Regions from separate parts of the Mus musculus genome. Here regions 2 and 3 are each linked to region 1. The links are chromatin loops, found by intact Hi-C in ENCODE. Cell type or tissue: gastrocnemius. All regions are shown on one strand. Region 1 overlaps Asap1 (ArfGAP with SH3 domain, ankyrin repeat and PH domain1). Region 2 overlaps Gsdmc (gasdermin C). Region 3 overlaps Cyrib (CYFIP related Rac1 interactor B).

The links. Peaks named below come from ENCODE experiments on the same cell type or tissue, not always from the same donor. Only the 100,000 strongest peaks of a DNase experiment are listed, where the experiment ranks them.
Region 2: a loop joins it to region 1, with 8 times the contacts of the local background. A loop is called at or near these places in 3 of 42 quality-filtered maps.
Region 3: a loop joins it to region 1, with 4 times the contacts of the local background. A loop is called at or near these places in 7 of 42 quality-filtered maps.

The regions. Positions count from the first base shown.
Region 1 is chr15:64,107,615-64,115,614 of GRCm38, reverse strand. It overlaps Asap1 (ArfGAP with SH3 domain, ankyrin repeat and PH domain1), which reads left to right. Exons shown (of 31, transcript NM_010026.3): 26 at 4,539-4,709. Among named protein-coding and RNA genes, the nearest start is that of Gm20717, 13 kb to the right of the region's middle. In gastrocnemius, a CTCF peak has its summit at 4,057 (motif pointing right); DNase peaks (open chromatin) are centred at 3,471 and 4,172; H3K27ac peaks cover 232 bases.
Region 2 is chr15:63,777,007-63,785,006 of GRCm38, reverse strand. Gsdmc (gasdermin C) reads left to right here. Exons shown (of 12, transcript NM_031378.3): 6 at 4,911-5,012; 7 at 5,204-5,233; 8 at 5,452-5,478; 9 at 6,300-6,439; 10 at 6,930-7,059; 11 at 7,493-7,566. Among named protein-coding and RNA genes, the nearest start is that of Gsdmc, 28 kb to the left of the region's middle. In gastrocnemius, a CTCF peak has its summit at 4,042; DNase peaks (open chromatin) are centred at 4,030 and 4,422.
Region 3 is chr15:63,993,946-64,001,945 of GRCm38, reverse strand. All of the region lies in intron 2 of Cyrib (CYFIP related Rac1 interactor B), which reads left to right. Among named protein-coding and RNA genes, the nearest start is that of Gm25628, 28 kb to the left of the region's middle. In gastrocnemius, a CTCF peak has its summit at 3,983; a DNase peak (open chromatin) is centred at 3,748; H3K4me3 peaks cover 2,295 bases; H3K27ac peaks cover 2,174 bases.

The DNA of each region.
Region 1 (8,000 bases):
AGCATGTCTCAAAAGATGCACAGCAAAAGGAGGGAGTGGGCACACATGGAACCAGACCACATGTCCTAGGGAAGTGGCGGTGCACTTACCGGAGAGCGCTGTAGAAATGCTTATAGCAATTCTACCCAGGACAGCTGTGGAAGCACTTTATACAAAGCATCGCCTTCTCTGAGAGGCCTGAAGTCTAAGAGACAAGTGGAGATGGGGAGACCCCCTCAGCTTCCTGCCGTGGCTTGCCATCACTGGCTGAGTGCTACAAGCCTGGCAAGTGTTCATACGTTGGTGACTACCGCTCCCTGGGGCTTGTATCTCCTGGGATAACCCTTTGAGCGGCTTGGTATAACAACTCACGCGCTTTGCCTTTAAATCATCGCATTAGATTTATGTTTATATTTAGCTTTGCTTTTGTTGTTGTTGTTGTGGCCCTTTTCCAGTTTCCCACCATATATTTTATTATTTTAATAATTGTTAAAGCTTCGTTATTAAAAAAAAACAATTTGCAAATAAATAAAAACACCACACACCAAAACTAACCAGATGCAAGATCTTTACAATTCACTGACCTTACAGTTAAGATAGGCATTCAGAACGGAAGCTGTGATGTACCAAATTCCTTTTTAAACACATTTCCTGAAGCCCCGTGGGCTGACCAAGAGCTTTATCTTCAACAAGGGTCACTAACACAGGCTATCTGGTCAAGTCACCTGGCCTCTAGGGTATGAAAAAAGAAGCAGAGGTAATCCTGATTTCTCCTGCATGGGGAGAGATCAAAGTGTGTGCTTATGTAACTGTTACAGAACCAACCCTAACTCCTTTGAATCCACTACTGTTATCAGTATCAGAAAGGGACTGAGGGACAAATGAACATCTAAGGCTACTCTCTGCAAAGAAATCAACAAAGAAAAACATGTCACCCTGGCGCTCCTTCCTTCCTTATACAGCACCTGGCTTTAACTACTGCTTACTAAGGTGATTAACATACTATAAAAAACCATGGGACCAGCTACATAAAAACAGCCACATAAATTTAAAATACAATGTAGGACATGTTATTATAGCAAATAATAATGGATTGTAGTCTTGAAAGTTGCTAGGACAATAGATTCTGAGTGTTCTTACCACAATAATATATTAGGTGAAAAATGTTAATTGACTCATTGAATCATTCCGTAACGTGTATGTGTTTCAAAATAGCATCATGTGCTCAATGAACATATATGACATTGTTAATTAAAAACACAAAGGGAGCCGGGCGTGGTGGCGCACGCCTTTAATCCCAGCACTTGGGAGGCAGGGGCAGGTGGATTTCTGAGTTCGAGGCCAGCCTGGTCTACAGGACAGCCAGGGCTACACAGAGAAACCCTATCTTGAAAAATAAATAAAAAATAAAAAATAATAAAAATAAATAAAGGGAAAACCATTAGTAAGTGATAGAGCTTTTCTGTGTGCTGGTAGAGTTACTCAGGTATAGCTTCAGTCATTAAGTCTTCTGTAAGGCATATTATTGTCAAGACGGCTTTTTAAGCCGTTTTCTGTGAACTTTGAAAGTTGTACTTTTTATTTGGTCTCCAGGTAGAAGACCTGGGTTTTCACCTTTACTGAAATCCAAATGTGCAAAATACTGGAAAATCTGTGCATTGATGCCCAGGCTTTACCAGGTCCAGCACTGGGACAGAGAAAAGCAATACCATCTCCCCTGTGAAAACATGCAGACGGAGCAGGAAGAAGAGCAGTCACTGTGGTACAAAACGGGGTATTCTTGTCCCTGGCAACCTTGCTCAAGTCTTAGACATTAACAGCAGTCACTCCAGGGAAGAGAAATGCATTAAAGAAAGATTCTGGATAAAGTTACATATGAATCCTCCTAACAAGTGAGGGCAGAAAAAAAAAGTATTGAAATCCTCAAAACTGAATAAAAATAGTTTTTAAAGTAGGCAGGAAGTGAAGAGAGATCCCCACTGTGCATGTGGGAGTCAGGAAGAACAACCTGTTGTCAGGCCTGAGTGTTTGGGCTTGAGTCAGCTCACCGTTCTCTGAACTCAGCTTCTTGCCATGTCTGACCAACTTTCCAAACTCTTGGATCTGGATTCAGCTTGGTTGGTAGAGACTGGGTGACCCTTGCATGACATCATCCCTGAAGTCACACATACCTCTGTTAGCCTTTTACTTCAGTATTTAGAGCCTCCCTACGTGACCTTTTGTAAGATGCACTTCACCAGAGAATCCCTAGATGGTGATAGAGATGAAAGTACAAGAGAAACTCACTATTGTCTGTTACCTATTCTGCATTTCCTCTTTCCACTTCCTCCTACTGGACCTGGGTGTTTTCCCCGGGGGGGGGGGGGGGGGGGGGGTCAAAGGCTGAAAATGCTGCCCTGCATCTCAGGAGCCAGCAGCACTGACTGCTGGAGCAAGTGTCTGCTGTTTCTAAACCTGCTTTGTCCCAGATCCGTGCCTCCTATTCTATGGGGTCTGTCATGCCAAGCTCCTTCCCTGGATACATGATAGGACCGTACTAAACCCATATCTCACAGGATAGTACTGAAAGTTAAAAGAAATAACCTATTCAAACCCATTTGAAGAGTGCAAAGCTCCGTGCATGTGTAAGGCTGTAGTACAACCTCCTTATGATATCTAAGACATTAGTAACTAATAGTGTGACTAGGTATTGCTTTACAGGAACCATAAAGCTGCTGTCCTGTGTCACGTCAGTGAAACAGAATCAAGTCTATAACTGTGGTCATTCTCTTAATGTACATGTCTACCTTATTTAGATGATCATTGTCCACTGCCCTGTCAGGCTACCTCTGAGAATTAATGACTGAATCCTTGTTAGTACAAACCATTAATTAATAATTAAAACTATCTTTTAAGTTTACCCAGGAAGAACACCATCAGTAATTATGATTTTCTTTTAACACAGAGTATAAAAAGCTCATTTGGAACTTTTCTAGATCACTAAGTATCTTGCATATGGCAATGTTCCTAGCTTCCCCCCTCCCTGGTTTCTATCGCTTTCCTTTTTTTTTTTTCTTCCTTCCTACATGTGTATAGAAGCATTTGTTCGTGGACATGGTTAAAGCGGGCCCATGAGGGCTTCTCTAGAGAAATACCCATCCGGCTGCCCAGCGTAACATCTTACATGCCCCCTCACGTCAAGAATGTATATGGTGCACCTATAACTGATTCAAAACCAGCTTCGTTAGCTGGAGTTCAGACTCAAGTATAACAGATGGCTTGGGATTTCCAGAACAGTTTGGAATTAGAACAAAAAGAGGTTTCTGAGTTGTTGTTCTAAGTCATCTTAGATCCTTACCAAAACGATTGGCTGGTTGGGGTTTTTGTTTGGTTGGTTTTGGTTTTTGAGGAAAGCTTGTTTTCTGACTAAAAGAAAAACTGTAGTAGAATTCAAAAACTCTGCTATCTGAATATTTTAACTGTGGGCCACTGACTGCCAAGCTCACAGCACCCCGCTGTGCCCCTCTTGAACTTGGTGGCAGCGCATTATGCCTTCATCCTAAGTAGATCCAGTAACTTCCGTTGAGTTACTGATTGAAAATGTGTGTGCTTTCTTTATACCAAGCACCTGAGGGAAGGACTAGATCCCCGGGCTTTCTGTATATGTTACGACTGTTTTCTCTCTGCCTTGGTTCTTAAACGAGTGTTTATCACATGTCTGACTGACCATGCAATTCTTGATGTCCATGATTCCCTGCCTTGGCCTCCTAAGAGATTGGGATTTCAGACTTATACCACCATGCTTGGCTTGACTGGTGTTTTGCTCCTTTAAAATACTCATTTTTTTTCCTGTGTTGTAATTTTTAGCTAAGCCCCCCACCCCATCTACTTATCTCTTGAATTCTTACTGTGATCTTTCTCATTTCTAGTTCCCTGAGAACTTCATACAATGTATTTTAATCATACTTACTTCTCTCTGACTTCTCCCAGATCCATCTGCCCTTCCAGAACCATTCCACTTTGTGTCCTTTTTCCCCTCCCTCCCTTCCCCAACAAGTTTAATTTATACACTTATTCTTGGATGTGTGGCCTCCACTAGATGGTGATCACAATCCACCGGAGAACACACCCTTAAAGAAATGTGACTCTCAGTCCCAGCAGCTACCAACTGCCAACAGCTCTTCAGCTTGGGGGCGACTTTGTGCCCCCCTCTCCTCTTCATGCTGCGATCTTATCTGGCTGGAGCTTGCGCAGGTCTTAGGAGTGCTACCTCAATTGTGCAACCTCCCTGCTGTGTCCAGAAAGCAGTTTCCTTTGCTCATTCACTGCCTCTGGCTCTTACCCTTATTCCCCCCCTCTCCCACAGTGATGGCTGAGCCCTGGGAGGACAGGGTATGATACAGATGTCCCCATCAGGGCTGAGCCTTCCTCCAACAAACAGTTTTGAAATCTGTTTGTGAGTTGGTGGGCTGGTGGACTTCCATATTATAGCACATTTTGATGAGTAATTACATACTGGCTGTTGTGTGTCTGTGAGACTGGGATTAACCCTCCTGCCCCCCGTTCAATTTCCTTTCTAGGTCCAACTGGCCCACCTTCAACACTCCCTCTAGGCACCCAGACCTCTAGTGGCAGCTCCACCCTATCCAAGAAGAGGCCTCCTCCCCCACCACCAGGACACAAGAGAACCCTGTCTGACCCTCCCAGCCCACTACCTCACGGGCCCCCAAACAAAGGCGCAATTCCTTGGGGTAAGTTTTCCTAAAGTCAGGGTCAAAGCCCAGAGCCCGATAGTTGGGGGGACTCCACTGGGCACTGGACAGTTTGCACGTTAGGAAAACCATCTAAACTGCACACACACTGGCTGTGCACTGAAACATGAATTAATATGATTGTACCTGCCTTCTAAGGCCAGGAAACAGACTGAAAAGTGTCTGGGGCCACTCAGAACCATAGGAGTAAGTAAAGTGCTCTCTAATATTATCAGGGAGCTGATCGTAGAACACCCCACACACACAAGACACCAAAAGCTGCAGGGGCCCCCATCCCCAGGCATTTGAGTAACCTGAGCACAAATACTATTAAATTCTCTCTAGACAGCATATCTAATGTAGTGTAAATAGTATGGGTTTAAAAAAAGAAAATGGGTCCATGTTTGGTACATATATTTTCCCAAATATTTTTATCCACAGATATGGAGGGTAAACTGTAATAATAGGACCTGAACAGCATGCCCTAAATCTCAGCTGAGAGTAGCAACTGTTGTAGGTTGGAATTACAATTCTCACGGAACTCAGCAAAGCAAAATAATGGGCCTTATAAGCACAGGGATGGGTTTCCATGCTACCTAACCTGCTTATCTAACGTGCACAAGCACCCCTGGGTTCAGTCCCAGTACCAGAAAAAGAAGAGAAGCAAACCAAAACAGTTCACTCCTTCATGACAACCAGAACAGGCCCCTCAGAGAACAGAAATCCTGCTTCACCCCTTTAGTGGCTTCCTGCTGAGGTTCAGATAGGTGCAGGCTCTTTATACCGAAACAGGAGTGGCCCTGCCCTTCACCTCCAAGTCTCCCCGTGCACCGTCCAAGGCCCTCACGCTCCCTGGCAGTCTGTCCTCTCCGTGCAAGGCCAAGCTCACTTGTGTGCCTCCCTGGCTCTTCTCTGTTGTCTTCCGCAACACTGTCAGAGTTAAGTTCTTTGCTACCCCGCTAGAATGAGAGTACCATGAGAAGAAGCATCCTTGGCTGTTTTGTTCTCACCTGGATGGAATCCTGCCTGGCCCAAACTGGACATTCAGAAATCTCTCGAGAATGAGTAGCCTTACCCAGAGTCAGTTAGTTGAATCAACAGATCAACACTGGCTGCGGCACTTATCTTGTCTACCAAAAAACAACAAAACAGTGCTAAAGCCCGCACTTTGTGTCTTGCCTACTGCCCTGGCAGTGATATATGGCTCACCATCATACAGTAGCCCAGCAAGGTCCTGGCCCACACAGATGATCTCTGCCAAATGAGCTTGCTAGTCATCTTTCCCCACCAGTGGATTCCACTGTCACTTTTTTCCTGCCTTTTTTTAAATTGGGTTTAACATGTAATGGGTAGTTCAGCTTAATAGTCTTAAAGGATTCCTCAAAGCCTATCTGAATTTTTTTTTTTTTAAGTTTTGAGTAAAAGCCAGAATATACATTCTAAGACTGTCCCACATTTTGTCCCGTATGCCACGGGCCATGCATGTACACAGCACAGGTGTGTTCACAAATGTGTATTTATATTGCAGCCATTCATGCTTTGGCTCAGCATTGCGCTCCTAGAAACAGAGACAACCCTGGAGTCAACATGTCAGATCTCTGTTTTCTGGCCCGAATGGTATCTAACACCTGCCTTTCCATTTTATCTTTAATAGTGGTAGAGGCCAGGCCTCTTCCTAAAGAAACTCAGTTGTTATCACTTATAAAAGTTACTGCCTGCCAGTAGGCTGGGAGCATGAGAACCTTTCACAGATGGGGCCTCAGCCAGCCCTACATGAGAAAAACCAAAGTTTATCCTGAGCATACGTGGCCTTGCTCCAAATGGCAGGACTGTGCTGAGTGACAGCTGGAGTACTGACTTGTTCGTGGTTGGTGGGTGTGCACATATGGGAGCTAGATCTGTGAACAGACGTGGGTCAGTCACACCGGCGCACTGCAGGTACACAATTGGACTAGTGACTGTCAGGGGAAATTCACTCAGCTCCTGACGTGTGTACTCTGCTGATGCTTGGTGTGTGACTCCGTCCCCTGTCTGCTGTTGATGCTGGAGGCCAAGGCAGGGCTCAGACTGTTGAGTCAGCAGCCAGATACAGAGGTCAGCCTCTGGAAAGCGTCTCCCTGGTGCCTCAGTTTCCCTAGTTCTCTTCTAGTTCTCCCCTCTCCCCTCAGCCCTTGGAGTTGGGGTCCATGGGATAGACATAGCTAAGGACATTCTGAGGAGCCATCTCTTACTGGTGTGCCTTCCCAGGTGCAGCAAGCAGGGTCCCAGTCCACACTCCTTCCACTTCCCCCTCTCCGGTGGGCCTCGGTCATGACATGCTCTCACAAGGTCTAGCATGCCTTTTTCCTCTAATCAGCTGTATTGATGCTTAGCTATCCTTCAAGGCCTGTGCTGGGACTTGTTTCAGAGACCCCACTCTGTTTGCCTCTGGCCAGAGGTTGTCCCAATGCTCCTGCCTCCTTGCCTGTCCCTCTCAGAGCATCATCTCTCTGTAGTTCCTAATGTAGTGGTGTCTACTCTCCACATGGGTTTTGGGGTTTTTGTTTGTTTGTTTGTTTCGTGGTTTGTTTGTTTTTTTTGAAACAAAGTAATTCTCTATACTTTAGGCTGACCTTGAACCCATATAGCAATCCCGTCTCAGCCTTCTGAGTACTGGCATTGCAGGCTTGAGCCATCACATGTGGCTTTTAGCAAGTGTTTGTTCATTGTTCAATGCCTCAGTTCCTCTAGCAATAAACTAAGGACTAGTACTGTTACTGTTTTACATATGGAATTCTTAGGAAGGTGCTGTGAGAAAAAGCAAGCAGCACAGGACGGGGGACTTAGCACTCAGCAAGTGTTACCTACGGCTTGTAACTCTAACTCTCAGCCTGCTGTTTGGTGGATGACCAATCCCTCCCTTCCCCTATGTGTGCCATGGAGTTTTGTGTGTCCTTGGCTACTATAATTCATGCCACAAACTTGGGCTCTTCAGACGACAAAGCTTATCCTCACAGTTCTAGATGCTGCAAGTCTAACATCCTGCAGTCATATCTTCTCCTAGGAGGCAAGAGTAATAATTGTTCCTTGACTTATTTAGGGTTCTTAATTGTGCAGATATGCATGCCTATATGTCTCTAGTCAGGCACTTACCAAGTAGGCTACGCTGGATGGCCAACAAGCCTGGGATGGATGGATGGATGGATGGATGGATGGATGGATGGATGGATGGATGGATAGATGGATCTCCCTCCCCTCCCCTTCTCTCTCCAGCTCTGTAATTCCTAGTACACCACCACACCCAGTTTTACT
Region 2 (8,000 bases), 330 kb after region 1:
ACTCAATAAAGTTCTCGCTAACCGAATCCAAGAACACATCAAAATAATCATCCATCCTGACCAAGTAGTTTTCATTCCAGGGATGCAGGGATGGTTTAATATAAGGAAATCCATCAACATAATCCGTTATGTAAAAAAACTCAAAGACAAAAACCACACGATCATCTAGTTAAATCCTGAGAAATCATTTGACAAAATCCTACACCCATTCATAATAAGTCTTGGAAAGATCAGGAATTGGAGGCCCATACCTAAACATGATAAAAGCAACTTACAGCAAACCAGTAGCCAACATCAAAGTAAATGGTGATAAGCTGGAAGCAATCCCACTAAAATCAGGGACTAGACAAGGCTGCCCAGTTTCTCCCTACCTCTTCAACATAGTACTTGAAGTCTGAGCCAGAGTAATTCGACAATAAAAAGAGATCAAGGGGATATAATTGGAAAGGAAGAAGTCAAAATATCACTTTTTGCAGATGATATAATAGTATATATAGGTGACCCTAAAAATTCCACCAGAGAACTCCTAAACCTGATAAACAGCTTCAATGAAGTAGCTGGATATAAAATTAACTCAAACAAGTCAATGGTCTTTCTCTATACAAAGGATAAGCATGCTGAGAAAGAAATTAGGGAAACAACACCCTTCACAATAGTCACAAATAATATAAAATTCCTTGATGTCACTCTAACTAAGGAATTGAAAGATCTTTATGATCAGAACTTCAAGTCTCTGGAGAAAGAAACTAAAGGAGATCTCAGAAGATGCAATGATCTTTCATACTTATGGATTGGTAGGATCAATATAGTAAAAATGGCTATCTTGCCAAAAGCAATCTACAGAATTCAACGAATTAGAAAGGGCAATCGGCAAATTCATCTGGAATAACAAAAAACCTAGGATAGCAAAAACTCTTCTCAAGGATAAAAGAACCTCTGGTGGAATCACCATGCCTGACCTAAAGCTGTACTACAGAGCAATTGTGATCATAACTGCATGGTACTGGTATAGCGACAGACAAATAGACTAATGGAACAGAATTGAAGACCCAGAAATGAACCCACACACCTATGGTCACTTGATCTTTGACAAGGGAGCTAAAACCATCCAGTGGAAAAAAGACAGCATTTTCAACAAATGGTGCTGGCACAACTGGCGGTTATCATGTAGAAGAATGGGAATTGATCCATTTCTATCTCTTTGTACTAAGGTCAAATCTAAGTGGATCAGGGAACTCCACACAAAACCAGAGACAGTGAAACTTATAGAGGAGAAAGTAGGGAAAAGCCTTGAAGATATGGTCACAGGAGAAAAATTCCTCAAAAGAACAGCAATGGCTTGTGCTGTAAGATTGAGAATCGACAATTGAGACCTCATAAAATTGCAAAGCTTCTGTAAGCAAAAGACACTGTCAATAAGACAAAAGTCCACCAACAAATTGGGAAAAGACCTTTACCTATCCTAAATCAGATAGGGGACTAATATCCATTATATATAAAGAACTCAAGAAGGTGGACTCCAGAAAATTAAATAACTCCATTAAAAATGGGGCTCAGAGCTGAACAAAGAATTCTCACCTGAGGAATATCGAATGGCTGAGAAGCACCTGAAATAATGCTCAGCATCCTTAATCATCAGGGAAATGCAATTCAAAACTACCCTGAGATTCCACCTCACACCAGTCAGAATGGCTAAGATCAAAAATTTAGGAGACAACTGATGGTGTAGAGGATGTGGAGAAAGAGGAACTCCTCCACTGTTGGTGGGATTGCAAGTTTGTACAACCACTCTGGAAATCAGTCTGGCTGTTCCTCAGAAAATTGGACATAGTACTATCAGAGGATCCAGCAATACATCTCTTGGACATATATCCAGAAGATGTTCCAATTGTTAAGAAGGACACATGCTCCACTATGTTCATAGCCTCCTTATTTATAGTAGCTAGAGCTGGAAAGATGCCCCTCAACAGAGGAATGGATACAGAAAATGTGGTACATTTACACAATGGAGTACTACTCAGCTATTAAAAAGAATGAATTTATGAAATTCCTAGGCAAATGGATGGACCTGGAGGGTATCATCCTGAGTGAGGTAACCCAATCACAAAGGAACTCACACAAAATGTACTCACTGATAAGTGGATATTAGCCCAGAAACTTAGGCTACCCAAGATATAAGATACAATTTGCTAAACGCATGAAACTCAAGAAGAATGAAGACCAAAGTGTGGACACTTTTCCCCTTGTTAGAATTGGAAACAATCAACCAAGGAAGGAGTTACAGAGACAAAGTTTGGAGCTGAGAGGAAAGGATGGACCATGTAGAGACTGCCATATCCAGGGATCCACCCCATAATCAGCTTCCAAACGCTGACACCATTGCATACACTAGCAAGATTTTGCTGAAATGACCCTGATATAGTTGACTCTTGTGAGACTATGCCGGGGCCTAGCAAACACAGAAGTGGATGCTCACAGTCAGCTATTGGATCGATCACAGGGCCCCAATGGAAGAGCTAGAGAAAGTACCCAAGGAGCTAAAGGGGTCTGCAACCCTATAGGTGGAATAACAATGTGAAGTAACCAGTTCCCCAGAGCTCTTGACTCTAGCTGCATATGTATCAGAAGATGGCCTAGTTGGCCATCAGTTGAAAGAGAGGTCCATTGGTCTTGCAAACTTTATATGCCTCAGTACAGGGGAATGCCAGGGCCAAGAAGTGGGAGTGGGTGGGTAGGGGAGTGGGGGGGGGGGAGGACAGGGTATGGGGGACTTTTGGGATAGCATTGGAAATGTAAATGAAGAAAATACCTAATAAAAAAATAACAGAAGCACAACACAAACTGAAGCTGTCAACTGAATGACTGAACTCAGTACAGAATTTTCTCCAGGACTGTCACCTTGAGTTGTACCACCACCCAACACATACACCACACACAACATACACACATCATCCCCACCCAGCCTCCATACCCACACATTCAGACTTTGCCATGACTGTGTTAGGCATGAACCTGTGTGTGATCTGACTGTCAGAACATCAGTAGTTCTCAGAGCCCCAAGTTATTCCTCAGTGTGGCTGGTAGCACCTAAGAGAGGAGGGGATACACACACACACACACACACACACACACACACACACACACACACCCTATTCCTGCAGTATCTATCTTGTAGATTAATCCTCTAGTTATCAGCAACAGTCAAGGAAGCTGGGCTCTCTAATTTAGCATGCACAGTTAGTGGCTGATGGCTTCTAGAGAAATTGTTTGTATCCTTATAGCACCTATGATTGAACCATAGGGTGGGGATTGGGAACAGGGTTGGAGATGCCTATTAAATGTCTGGGGGAGATGGCCTTACTGTTACAGACCATGGTAAGTGATAAGTGTTTTTATTTACAGAGGGGAAAGAAAATGAACCCTATACTCAAAATATTAACAGCAAAACAAAATAAACTGCGATTGGATCAAATGTTTTACCCAGTGACTCAAGGCCATGCTTGTGGAGAATGAATGTAGGGTGGGTTGGGGGAGGGGTTCAGGATGGGGGTAGGTGTAGGGGTGGGAGTGGGGGTGGGGAGTGGAGTGTTTCCTGGAGGATAAACTCTAAAGTTTGATGTGTGCACGGAAGAGAGGAAGAGTGGAAACTTATGAGAACTGACTAGGTGGGTGAGAGGAGGCAATAATGGGAGGGGGCTCTGGGATGAAGGGTTCTGACGGTGCAGAGCCCAGTTATTGTCCGGTCAGGCAAAGTGTTGGTGAACCTAAGCTATGAAGAGAAATTGGAGCCGGATGTACTACAGGTCACTTCCTCTACCTCCTTTCTTCATGTCAGCTTGGGAGAGAAACGACACTGTGGTTTCCCCTTCCACAGGAGAAGGCCAGTTTTCTCAGAAGCTTCTGGCCAGCGATATGGCAACTATTAAGTCCTTTTTGGTCTGTTATGAGGACTAAATTTTCCTTGCCAGTCAACACATTGTCCCTTCCATGTCTGATTGTATAAACAAGATGCTTTTCGCGCTCCCTAGTGCTCAAAATGTGATTTGCAGACACTTTGAAGTTTGTTTGCTTGCTTGTTCTTCCTAACTTCGTTCAGTTCACACATTAAATGTTGTCATCTTTGTGTCCTCCACAGGCTCATTTCATGGGTCAAATGCTTGAATTTTGTTGTCAGGCACGTTTAGACCTCAGCACAGCTCCATGAACGTGAATGCAAAACAATTCGAGATCACAGGTTGAGCATAGATAAAGAAGGCCAGCTAGTAACTGAAGGCTAACAAGAGACCTGTTTGACAGGACAGGAGGAAAACAGTCTGCTTCACCTCACGGAGTATTTATTTGCTTGTTTTTACTTTGTGTGTATTCGTGTTTTGCCTGCATGTAAGCGTCCCAAACAAATGCAGTGTCAGAGGAGGCCAGAAGAGGGTGCTGCCGTATGGGCTCTAGACCTGAATTCTGATTCTTTGCAAGAGCTGCAAGACTCTCTCCAGCTCTCATGGAGTAATTCTTGAATGTCAGAGGGTGTAATGGCCACCTAAAGTGCTCATTTAAGATGCCAGTTTCAGGCAAGTGAGATGAATTAGCTGGGGAAGGTGCCTGCTACCAGGCCTCATGACGAGCTCTCTCTCCATGCCCCTCATGTTGGAAGAGGATAACTGACTTCCAACGTTGGCCCTGGCCTCTGTATGTGTCCAAGGCACACACGCATGTGCACACAATAAATAAACAAGCATAATACAATGAAGGTTTCCGGGCATCTGTGAAAGGATCTGATTCACAGGACACACAGGCTGGTGCTCAGGTTGACATCAGTCCCTGGTGTTCGGCTTGGGAGTCCCTATGTGGGGTGTGGGAAGAACTCTAGCAGGTATAACCTCACCTTACCTAACTTGAGTTTCTTTTTTATTCAGTTATTCTCACTTCTGCTAACACTAAGAAGAAGATGACCTTTCCAATGAGATTTGTGGGAATGTCTGGACATCTAAGATATCAGGATCTAGTCATTGAGACAGGTATGACATTGCTAAACTGAGATCTACCTGGCATGGGTTTATCGTAGGAAATTTCTCATAAGAACAGAATTGCGAGGTGAAAAGCGTATGGAGGAGTTGGGTGGGGGAGGGGTAGGAAAATGGGGGAGGATATAGGGGATGTAAGGACAAACACTAATTCTTGGGTGGGCCAATATATTATCTCTTTCTAGGCTCGTGGATAAATGACATCGATCCAATTGGTGAGTGTGTCTTGTGGGGTTGGGGTTGAAGATCAGGGTGATGCTACTTGGCTCTGCCCTAGCCCTGATTCTGGTTGCTGGAGGATGGGAAAGTTCATGGAAGGCCAATGTGGTGAAGGCATAGACTGGGTATGGGGCAGGAGATATGAGATGTTCCAATGTGTGTCTCAAAAAAACTGAGGATGAAGAAAATTAACAGCTCAGGTTTCTCTTTCTAGGAACAATTAAGGAGCCCACCCATCTAGGTGAGTGTGTGTGTGTGTGTGTGTGTGTGTGTGTGTTTAAAAGAGGAAAGGAAATCTGGGCTTCTACTGGGAAACCATAGGCTTGGATCTCAAATGATAACTTCCCATGGATTTCAGAAATCAGAGGTCTACTTCCACATTCTTTTCAGTTAGTTCAACTCACACATGCACAATTGTGTGCACTGATGTTCACTGAGGACAAATGGGAAGCAGACATTGCTCCAGCATGGGGAATGAGAAAGAATCAGAGATGTGCTTTGGTGCTTCCACGGTGGTACCCTCCCACTGTCCCGGCTCACCCATAGGACAAGTGGCAGAACCAGAACGCCCTCAAATGTACTGCTTGGCTAATTCTTTATAGATTTCAGAGATACTGACCAATAAGTGTGGCTATTATGTGCAAGGTGCCCGAGAATCACAAACACATTGACCCCCTCACCACATCCCCATTTATCACACACCGAAGCTGATCCACAAACACCGAGGATCACCGTCACCAAAGCCCAACAGTATGTTTCATTCCTGACATATCCCAGAAATGAATACTTGCTCCTTTCTCTCCCAACACTTGCAATAACCAGTGTTCAGATTTCCATCTCTACCTCCAGTGCTATATCCCATCTTTTCAGAAGGTTAATGCTTCCTGGTTTCTGGCTCCATGATAGTTCCTCCCCCCCTCCCAGTGGGGTGTAGGGGTGCATGGGTGCTCAAGCAGGCTGTCACTGGAGACATTTTTAGCTGCTGGAAAATGATACCATCCCAGAGATATTAAATTGAAGAATGTCTCTTACTTTCTGATTGGTGTTGCTGTCTGCGAGCAGATTTCATGTGCCTACAAAATGAAGTTTCTGAACAAACACGGCTACTGGCTGAACTCTCAAAGGATGTTCAAGAAGTTGTGTTCTCCAGTTTCCTGCACATGCTCTGTGACAGGGATGTTCTGTATGACCTGATGAAAATGGTGAGAGTTCCATAGCTGCCTAGAGATGATCAAACCTGTAACGGTCAGTTTGGGAGACAGGGATGCTAAGACATGAGGGAGGAGGGATGTATATGATGCTGAGGACGCTGAGAATGATGTCAAGGTTTGGGGATCCCAGCTCCATGCACAATGCTGAGGGCTAAAGAGTGTGGCCTACTAGTTCTGCTCCCCATGGAGAGATACTTAACTCTTTTGGAAATAGGCACATTACATGAGAATACTTTTGAGCTAGATATGGGAAGCTGAAGTTACTTGAAGGAAGGTTGAAAGTTCAGGGTCTTCCTGGACTACATAGTAAGTTCAAAGTTCACTTGGGCAAGGGCCTGAGACCCTGTCACACGAATGAAGAAAAAGAAGGGTTAAAGGAGCCACGGGGTAGCTTGGTGATAAAAAAACTTGTTCAGCATGTAGAAAGCCATCTAGTCCCCAGCACTAGAAGTGATATTAACAGAACACCTGTCTCCTGTAGCTGGAGTTGAATCAGTTGGGGCATATGGATGGCCCAGGTGGCAAAATCCTGGATGAGCTTCGAAAGGACTCGAGCCTTTCATGGATTAACCTAAAGGACCTCATTCTTTATCTCCTTCAAGCCCTGATGGGTAAGAACGATTTCAGGGGGAGTGTGGGGAGAGTCCTCATGTTGGTCCTCATAGGGCTGTGTCAGAGGCCACCTCCCCAAAGCCTTTGGATTATCATGACCATTCGCACATCACCCTTCTCTCTAATGCCAGCAAGGCTCAGAGTGATAACAGTGCATGGACCACAGATGGAGTCTGAGGTCTAGAAAGTGAGCAGTCGCCAATCACCTAACACATCCTTGTAGGAAGCTGGTTCCTGCCTCAGCCCTTAGAATTTTCAGCTCCGGGTCATATCACTTATGAGCCTGGAGCTCATCTCAAGGCCTGGAGACCTTTTTTGAGCAGTGCATTTGACCTTCAAGTCCAATGGGGAGATATTCCTGTGTCTCAGAGTTTTCCTCTCATTGGGTTTTATAGTTCATGGTAAGAAGAAAATACATTTTCCTTCCCCCAGTGCTGAGTGATACCCAACTCTGTCTGCTGGCCCTGTCTGTGGAGATGCGGCTCCTCCCGCACCAAGTGGAGCTGGTAAGAAACTGCCAGGGGCTGGTCGTCCAGGGAGGGAGAAGAAGAAAGCAGGAACAGTTTTTACAAGGGGAGTTGGGAACCCTCTGGGGAGCAGGCAGGTTGGGTTCCACCATATCAGGAGCATCTCTGCAGTTATGGAAGCCTTGGAAGTGAGGCCCACTAGGTCTATATAGCCATATAGGTAGCCATATAGGAAGGCATCTTTGTAGGTAGTAAAGGAATACAAGTCAGTCTTACCGTTTGATTATGGTTACCATCTGCAAATAGCCTCTCCTCTCCCTTATATATTTCTCTCTAAATACAAAAGTGTGTATAGCCATATGCATACATGTGTGCACACACCGGCAGATGATACTCTTGTGCACTTTAGGCTCTATTATTGCTATGTTGTAGGTAAGGAGCCAATGCTTAGTGCTTCAGGTCTTGCTCATTAG
Region 3 (8,000 bases), 110 kb after region 1:
AGACAAAGGGATGAGAACATGGACAGCAGCTTCTGTAGGGAATTAGACATCAGGAAGGGGTCCGTTCCCCCCCCCCCCTAGAGTTGTGCAGCGTCTACATATAATTCAGTTGCACAAACCTCTTCTCACTAGGGAGTGTTGTAGTCTGCTGGCCCTGAGGCCACACTTTTCCAAAACCCTTTACCTAAAGGCTCTTTCTCCTGGCTTCGCTCCGCCCTTGAAAAAAAAAAGCCCCATTGTGAGCAGGTCTAGGGTCAGCTGGCATATTGGATATGGACACATAGCAGTGGAAGGGAACTGAGCTATTGCAGTGTGATGAAATACTCTGAGGCTGTTAAATGCTAAGTGCATCTGTGGGGAAAGAGGAGAAAGGCTTGGGAAATAGTTAATGCTCATCTCGAGATAGCAGTTAAGGCCGTGTGTTAAGGCCTGCGTGGGTGAAGGTTAGAGGAGAGGCATGGACACCTGGTAAAGGTAGCTGGGGTCTGATGGAGACGCCATCCATGTAGTGTCCTCAGCTAAGAGCCCTTTGGTTGCTGTCCCTACAACTCTGGTTTTCTTTGACCCCAGTTCCAATCAGTTATAAACCCAGGGAAATACATGACTACATATCTTAATTTTAGCATTTATTCTTTGCTTGGCTCGGGAGTGATATCTACAGGACCTTGAACATGCCAGCCAAGTGTTCTACAACTAAGCCACCCCCCAGCTCCAGACTGTTGTCAACTTGGACCCCTCCAGAGCCTCTCTGCTGGCCTCCTGGCCTCTATTGTCTCCCACAGTGGGTCCATTTGGACATCCTGTACCAAGTGGTCTTGATAGGAAATATATCAGATTCTGTTTCTCCCTTCGTTACAAGTATCTTTTCCTGTCACTGTGTTAAGATTTGCGGTGGCTTTGGCTTTTTATTGTCCTTCTCTCCTATCCCAGATGTCTCACAGACTTCTCTTGCTCCCTTGCTGCCCCGTTTTCTTGCCTCAGTTCCTCAGGACCAACTCTAAAGGTCCCCCAGCTTTGGCAAAACCTTCAGAGCTGTTCCAAGCAGAGATGGCTCCTTCTTACAACATACATTACAACATTCTCTGTTACAATTTCCAAGCTCTTGCTCTTTTATAGAAACCTCCAGAGACCTCAAAGAGGGACCATGTGTTCTCTACCTCAGACCTTCCCATGAATCCTGGGATATAGTAGAAGGGATAGCACAAAACGTTGATTGAACCCAACAGTTTATCTTAATGTTATAAAGATTTATTCATTTTCATTTGTGTGTATGTGTACATACACATAGGTGTAAGCATGTGGATACAGGTGCCTGTGAAAAGCCTGAGAGTGTCAGATTTCTTAGGAGTGGAAAATGGAAGGCAGTTGTGAGTGGCCTGATGTGAGTGATGGATCCTGATACACAAACACACACACACACACACACACACACACACACACACACACACACACATACACATTAACACATGCACGCACACAAACGTGCACACACACATGCACACACACAAACAGGCACACACACACACACACATGCACACAGACATACACGCACACTCACACACGCATGCACACACACACACATCCTCTGTAAGAACAGTTAAGTGTTCCTAACTGCCGAGCGTCCCTTTAGCTCTGTCATCATCGTCGTCGTGCTTTGAAATTTGAGAAGTAGACAGAGTGTAGTATATATATGTGGAGAATCAGACAGATCTCGGAGCTGACAGATTGCGTTCGAATCCTGGAACTGTCACATACTGAACCCCGCATTCCTCATTTACAAAGCGGACATGAAAACAGTACCAGATGGGTGTCTATGAAAAGCAAAGGAGGAAATGCAAGTCAAAGGCTGCGTACAATGCTTGGCACCGTGTAAGTAGTGAGAGGATTCCAGAGATCTGAGGTAGTGGCCCTGACTGCAGCGTCTCTGACTGGCCAGGCCTCTTTTGCCAACGTCTTCCCGGTGTCCTTCTGCTTGCTTTTGTAATCTAAAACTTCTAAACCTTTGGCCTCAGCTGAATGAAATGTGATTGTGGTGAGGCAGAAGGGGGGAGAAAGAACTGTGGAAGAAGAAATTTAGCCTTTCTTGTAGGGGGCTTGTTTCCTGAGCCAGCTTTCTGCACATGGGCAATGGTGGAGCTTGCTTGTGTTTCTCGCTATGTCCAGAAAATGGGTCCTGGGTCGATGAGGGGGAAGCTGCTCAGAAAGGAGCCTTTTGTGCTCTCAGCAGACCTGTCTCATTGTTTTTAGTCACCAGCCAACTCTTTTCAGAGTATAAGCACCTCAGGGCCAATGTCCACTTCTGATTCCCACAGATAGCATTAAGGCCAGTGGGTGAAGACTGTAGCGAAGTGTTCCTTATGGTTGGAGGTGTTCCAGCTAAACTGGATGTTCATGGGAGAGATTTCTGCAGTTGTTGTGTGGTTGCTTAGAGGGACCAGTCAGATACATGGTGTTACATTCGTGGGCCAATGAATACCAGTGTGTGTCAGGTAAATGGAGCAAGCCTTATTGGATGGTGAGGATAGTTTAATAAAAAATGATGAAAACCCGATGTAGTGTTGAGTCCAAAGCCTCCTGAAGTATAAAGATCTGAGATCTAGGATTCTTGCCCTCAATGTACAACCCCCACCCCAGGCTCTCCTGGATTGCATACCATATTGTCTTCATGAAACTGAAGAGGCAGACAGGCTTACTACAGTAGAAGACACCAGATTGAGTTAACTGGCTACATTTATCAAGGCCAGCGGTTCTTAAATGATGAGTGTTGGGAGTAAAGGGTAGGCTTGTGGGTTCGAACTGCCCCTAAGTTCATGAGTTGGAAAATCATATGCAGATTTGTGTCTATATATGCATCCTCCTAAGGAGAAAAAAAGAAAGTCCATACTTTCATGGGATTTTTCAGTTGGGGTCTTAACCCCCAAAATGCTCAAAACCTTACTTTCATCTTAGTGCTGTGCTCAGAAAACTAAATATAGTTATGGGAGAGGTAATTGTGCTAAACGTTTATATTTCCCTGCTAGTGCTCCGAGTTTTACAGCAGGATTCGAATGAACTAGTAGATGAGACCTTTTTTTGTGTGTTCAGAGGGGAAGGGAGCATTTATTTGCCGAGAGTGACAGTAGGATTAGAAAAGTAATTAAGTGGTGTAGCTCTACATCACATCAGAATTACAGCCCACTCGACGTTTCTGGAGTCGACGACCCCAGAACAAGGGTCTGATTTATCTAAAAAGACTGCCTGTGGTAAGCCACGTTATCAAGTGAGTCTCATTTCTGTTCCCAGACTGATCATTTAACACCTCCCAAGGGCGTCTCTGCGATAGCATCGCAGGCGATAACGGAGCTTCTCCCTAGGCCCTGGGGAGCCTGCCTAGTGCCAGAGCTGCCTCTGGAAGCGCGCGCGAGAGGCTCAGTACCAGGCCCGAGGGGAAAGGCTTGCTGCCAGGAGCCAGACCTCTCCAGGTGCGGGATGCTGGAATGTGGCGTCTCCCTGGGTAATTAGCTCAGAGCCTTGGTCTCTTTTTGAGCTTGTACTTGTTCACCGCCGCAGTAAGACCCTGGCAACCTCCCGAACGCCGCCTCCCGCGAAGGTGCTGCCCCTTTAAGGGAGGGCGTGGTCTCGTATGGCGTGGCCGCGCCCCCCGGCTTTCCTTGGGGCGCGCCGGACCACCTGTCTCCGGCCGCGCCCCGCCCCTTTCCCGAGGGGTGGGAGAAGAGGGCGGGGAGGACGGTCCAGGCTTTACCTTGCGCAGCGGTCGCGCGGCGCATGCGCACGGCCGGACAGGTCCGCGGCGCCCTCACTTCCTGGCACTCCCCCTCCCCCCTTCGCCGTTACCCTGTACATCCGGGTCTCTTGCCCTCCCCACTCCAAGCCGCCGTCGCCGCTGTCGCCTGGCTCTTCGCGGCTCCGCCAGAGGGGCAGGTGCGGAGGGGCTCCCGGTCCGGCCGCCGCCGCCGCCGCCCCGCTCCGGGCCCGGGGCTCCCCCTAGCGCCGTGACGAGCCGCCGGCGGCCGAGAGAAGCGCGGCCGAGTGCCCGAGCTCGCGGCGGGTGAGTGACCGGCCGGTCGTCTCCTCACGCCCCTTGCGCCGCGGCGGGCCGCGCGGCCGCTCTGCGCGCTCCCGGCCCTGCCTGGGCCCGGCCTCCGCCCATTCATTCTCGGCGTCCGCTCTTCCGCCCGGGCCGCGGCGCGTGCGGGAGCCGGCAGCCCCGTGCCGGGCGCTTCTCGGCTCCCCGGCTTTTTTGCCTGCCATCCTGCCCCCGTGCTCCGCTGCGCCCCGACTCCCAGGCTCCTCCGTGCCCCGGCGTTCCCTGCTTTCCGGGCCAGCTCTCCCGGGCCCTCACCCCTCCTTTCCTCGGACCATGCCACGCTTTGCCGGGACACCCTGCGCCCCTGGAGGGTTTGTGTGTCTTTGCTCCCATCGCTGCGTCTTTCACCTATGAGGCCAGACCTTTCAACTTTTAATTCCCCGCGTTTAAAGTCCAGATGCTCAATCCTAGGGTGTGGCCTTAGTGTGTTTCCAACACACACACACACACACACACACACACACACACACACAGCTTTTTATTATAATTACCCAAATCTATGTCTGTCAGAGTCTCGTGAGAGTGGCCATCGGGATGTGTGTGTAATCTCGTGGCTTCTTTGGACCACTCCGCCTCCCTCGTATGTGGTACATTCATTTTTCTCTTGAGCATAAAATTTGTCAAAAAGTGTTCTTTTCAATGATCCCATGCCTGCTTTGCAGCATCACCTGTTTGTACTGTTAGTGAGACTTTTTCTTGCCTCTGACAACTCTTATAGCACTCCTTGTTATCCCTTTCCACTCCACATACTGCTGGGATGCCTGAGCCCTTGCAGAACCACCAAATGCCCGTTCTGGATAAAGCAAAGTTTTCTCATTCGTTGACACTTTCTCTCTTCTCCTGAAGTGTATTAAGTCTGACACCTTTGAACCCTGCTGCGTGAGAAATGTGTTCCAATCAATTTTGAGTTTTTTGAGTCTTATAGTTTGGTATACTGATGTTCCTGTAGCCTAAGGAACTCTTGTCACTTGTGTGTCCTAGCACCTTAGTGCACATAATTTTAGATTAGCATACCCCAAGAAAAAACACACAGATCCTTTTCATGTTTTAATTGTGTTTAGTAGTAGAAATGGAAGCTTAGTGCTGAGGATGAGTGTAGTTGGAGCGTATTTGATAGTCTGTTGTAAAGTTTAACTGAAATTGCCTAATCAGCATCTATAAAATGAACTAACAGCACTTTCTGCACTGTGACTTTCATGGTCCGTTATGGTGAACTCCAGTTCATTTCAGAGCACACATGCCATATATCATGGCAGCCATACCACCCTGTAATGGCCACAGCAGCATTTTCTAATACTTTTTTCTTTCTGAGCAACTAGGTTTTTGTTGTTGTTGTTCTTGGGTTTGGAGGTTCCCCACCACCACCACCACTTTAGGCTTTGAATAGCCACTTTACAGATTTCTCTTTTTAAAAAAAAATTAATGATGTGTGTTTGTGTGTGAAAGTGGAGGAGTCTGCGTGTGATTCTGGAGTTGATTCTGTTTTCTTCCTTCACCATGGGATTCAGGGATTGAACTAAAGTAGCCATGCTTGGGCCATCTCACCCTGCCCCAGCAGCAAGATTTCTCATTCTTTTTTTTCCCCAGAGTGATTTTTTTCAGGATGACTTAGAAAATCCCTTATAACATCAGTAGTGATGTGGCTGCCTTGGAGGAAAGCCTTGCTTTGTAAAATGCTCTACATTTGGTGGTTCTGTAGTGTTATATGTAAATGCACAGAGTATATATACTTTTTTCTTCACTAAGAAGGAGACCATTTAATCAAGGGGGGCTAGGTTAATAAGTTGCTTTTGGTTGTTCCAGCAAAGAGTGAAGGCAGTTGATTTCTTACATGGTATAGGTGATGTTTAATGGAGTTTAAAAATTCATTTCTCTGAGCTTTCTGAAAATAGGTTAAAAATAAGGTGTGTGGAATTGTGCCATGTTCAAGATTATTTGACTTTGAAGCAACCATTTATCTTTACTTAGTAAACAGTAATTGATGGAGAAGTACAGAGTGATGGGTTTTTCATATTATTCCTAGTCTCCTTAGGGAAAAGCCTGGATTATCACTCTTACTAAGTATTGATGCTTCAGTTGTTAAGAGCCAGTAATTTTCTTTTCCCTGTTTAAGGAAAGCAAAAGACTATATTATCTGAAAACACTTGTGTTGGTCTTTATATCCTGTCTATTATTTTTGGTTATTCTTTTATAGCACAGCTTAGCAGTTTCTGCCTGGTGTATAGTGTATGAATTGTTAATATTTTGGGCATCCTAGACTGTAACAGCACTTTGGAACTATTGTAACTATGTGGCAAAAGTTTTAGAGAAAGATATTTTTTGCTCTGAGCTGCAGATCTCAAAATACTAAGTATTTTGAATTTGCTATGTTGGGTTATTAAGTTATTTTGAGATCTTTAGGGGGCAAAGAAGAATAGACATAACATTAGCGTCTAATTTATAGGCTGGATTTGTTTATTTCAAATGGGTGTGTCGATACATATATCTTGCCAGTATTCATGAACAGTAGTCACTTTAGAACATTTCTCATGTGTTTAGTTTGTTTCCCAGAGTTAGCATAAAGTGTTTTGGTTATGGGAGCTCTTCTATATCTGTTTACTAAAGTAGATTAATTTATTCAAAGATTTTTTTTTTAAACACATAGCAAAGATGGCATAATCCAACGGTACAGTGGTAACTTGGTTTTGGACTAGTCATGCTGATATGCTACCAGTAGCTAACACTTGTACTAGGTTTCTTTAGGCCGAGGTAGTACTTTAAGATATGGTTTAATTTTAAAACAGTCTTGTTAGATAAATACTTATACTGCTGTCTGATAGATGAGGAGTCAGGTGCTAGGCTGCAGTGTTGAGCAGCTGCCTTATACCCAGTAAATTAGCTAGATGACAACCTTGGAAGACATAGGTTAACTTTGATTCATTCTTGATCAACATTAGAAAACTAAGGTTCAAAGAGCTTTGGCTATTTGTTCAGGTGGCTTCTAGGTAGAATACCTTTTTGACTCACAGTCTTTAAATACATTTTTATTTCAAGGTATTCGTTTGAGGCCTTATTTTACATTAAATATTTAGATGGTATTCTTTAGGCAAGAAATCTTTTTGCATTCTTTTCTCCCCTGCAGTAATTTCTACTTAGTGTACTTTGCTAGTGCATCATGTGGCACATGTTAAATCTTGGACTGATAGTGTCTGGGACACTTCTTCCAGTCATCAGTTGGCATGCTTTCAGATAATTTAGATGATACTGAATTGTAGGTCAGAATAAACATTTTTGGATATTATTTGCTAAGGAAAAGAATTATGACATTATTAGTTGGGACTACTTGTGCCACCTCTCTCTTTTTATAAGGGTAATAGGGAATTGAATACACTCATATAAATGAATCTGAGATTTAACTAGGTCTTGAGCAGTTATTTGCCACTCTTTCTTCTTTCCCTGATTGAGATTAAAACCAGAGCCTTACACAAGCTTCTCTGCATATGCCCTACTATTGATATCTGCTTTAATCCCTTGAAGTATACATCTGTAGGTTTTTTTTAACTTAGAGATTCTTTTCATTGTAAAATTGTAGTGCTTATATGTGATTTTAAAAAACAGTGTATATGGACATAAAACATGACATTTAATTTCTAGTTTGAAATAGGATAATCCTGAGATTATAAAATGTGAGTACCAAATCACACCTGTAATCCTAGCACTTGAGAAGTAGAGGTAGGATTACAAGTTCAAGTCCACCCTTGGTTACATGAGACTGGATCTCTGAACAAATTTCTAAAACAGTAAAATGGAAATGCATAACCCTGTGACATTATTGTAATTTTCTTTCATTCCTTTTTAAAGACAGGGCCTCATTGTGTAGTTTTAGGTTGGTCTTGAATTTGAAATCTTGTCTCAACCTCCCTAGTGTTGGTAT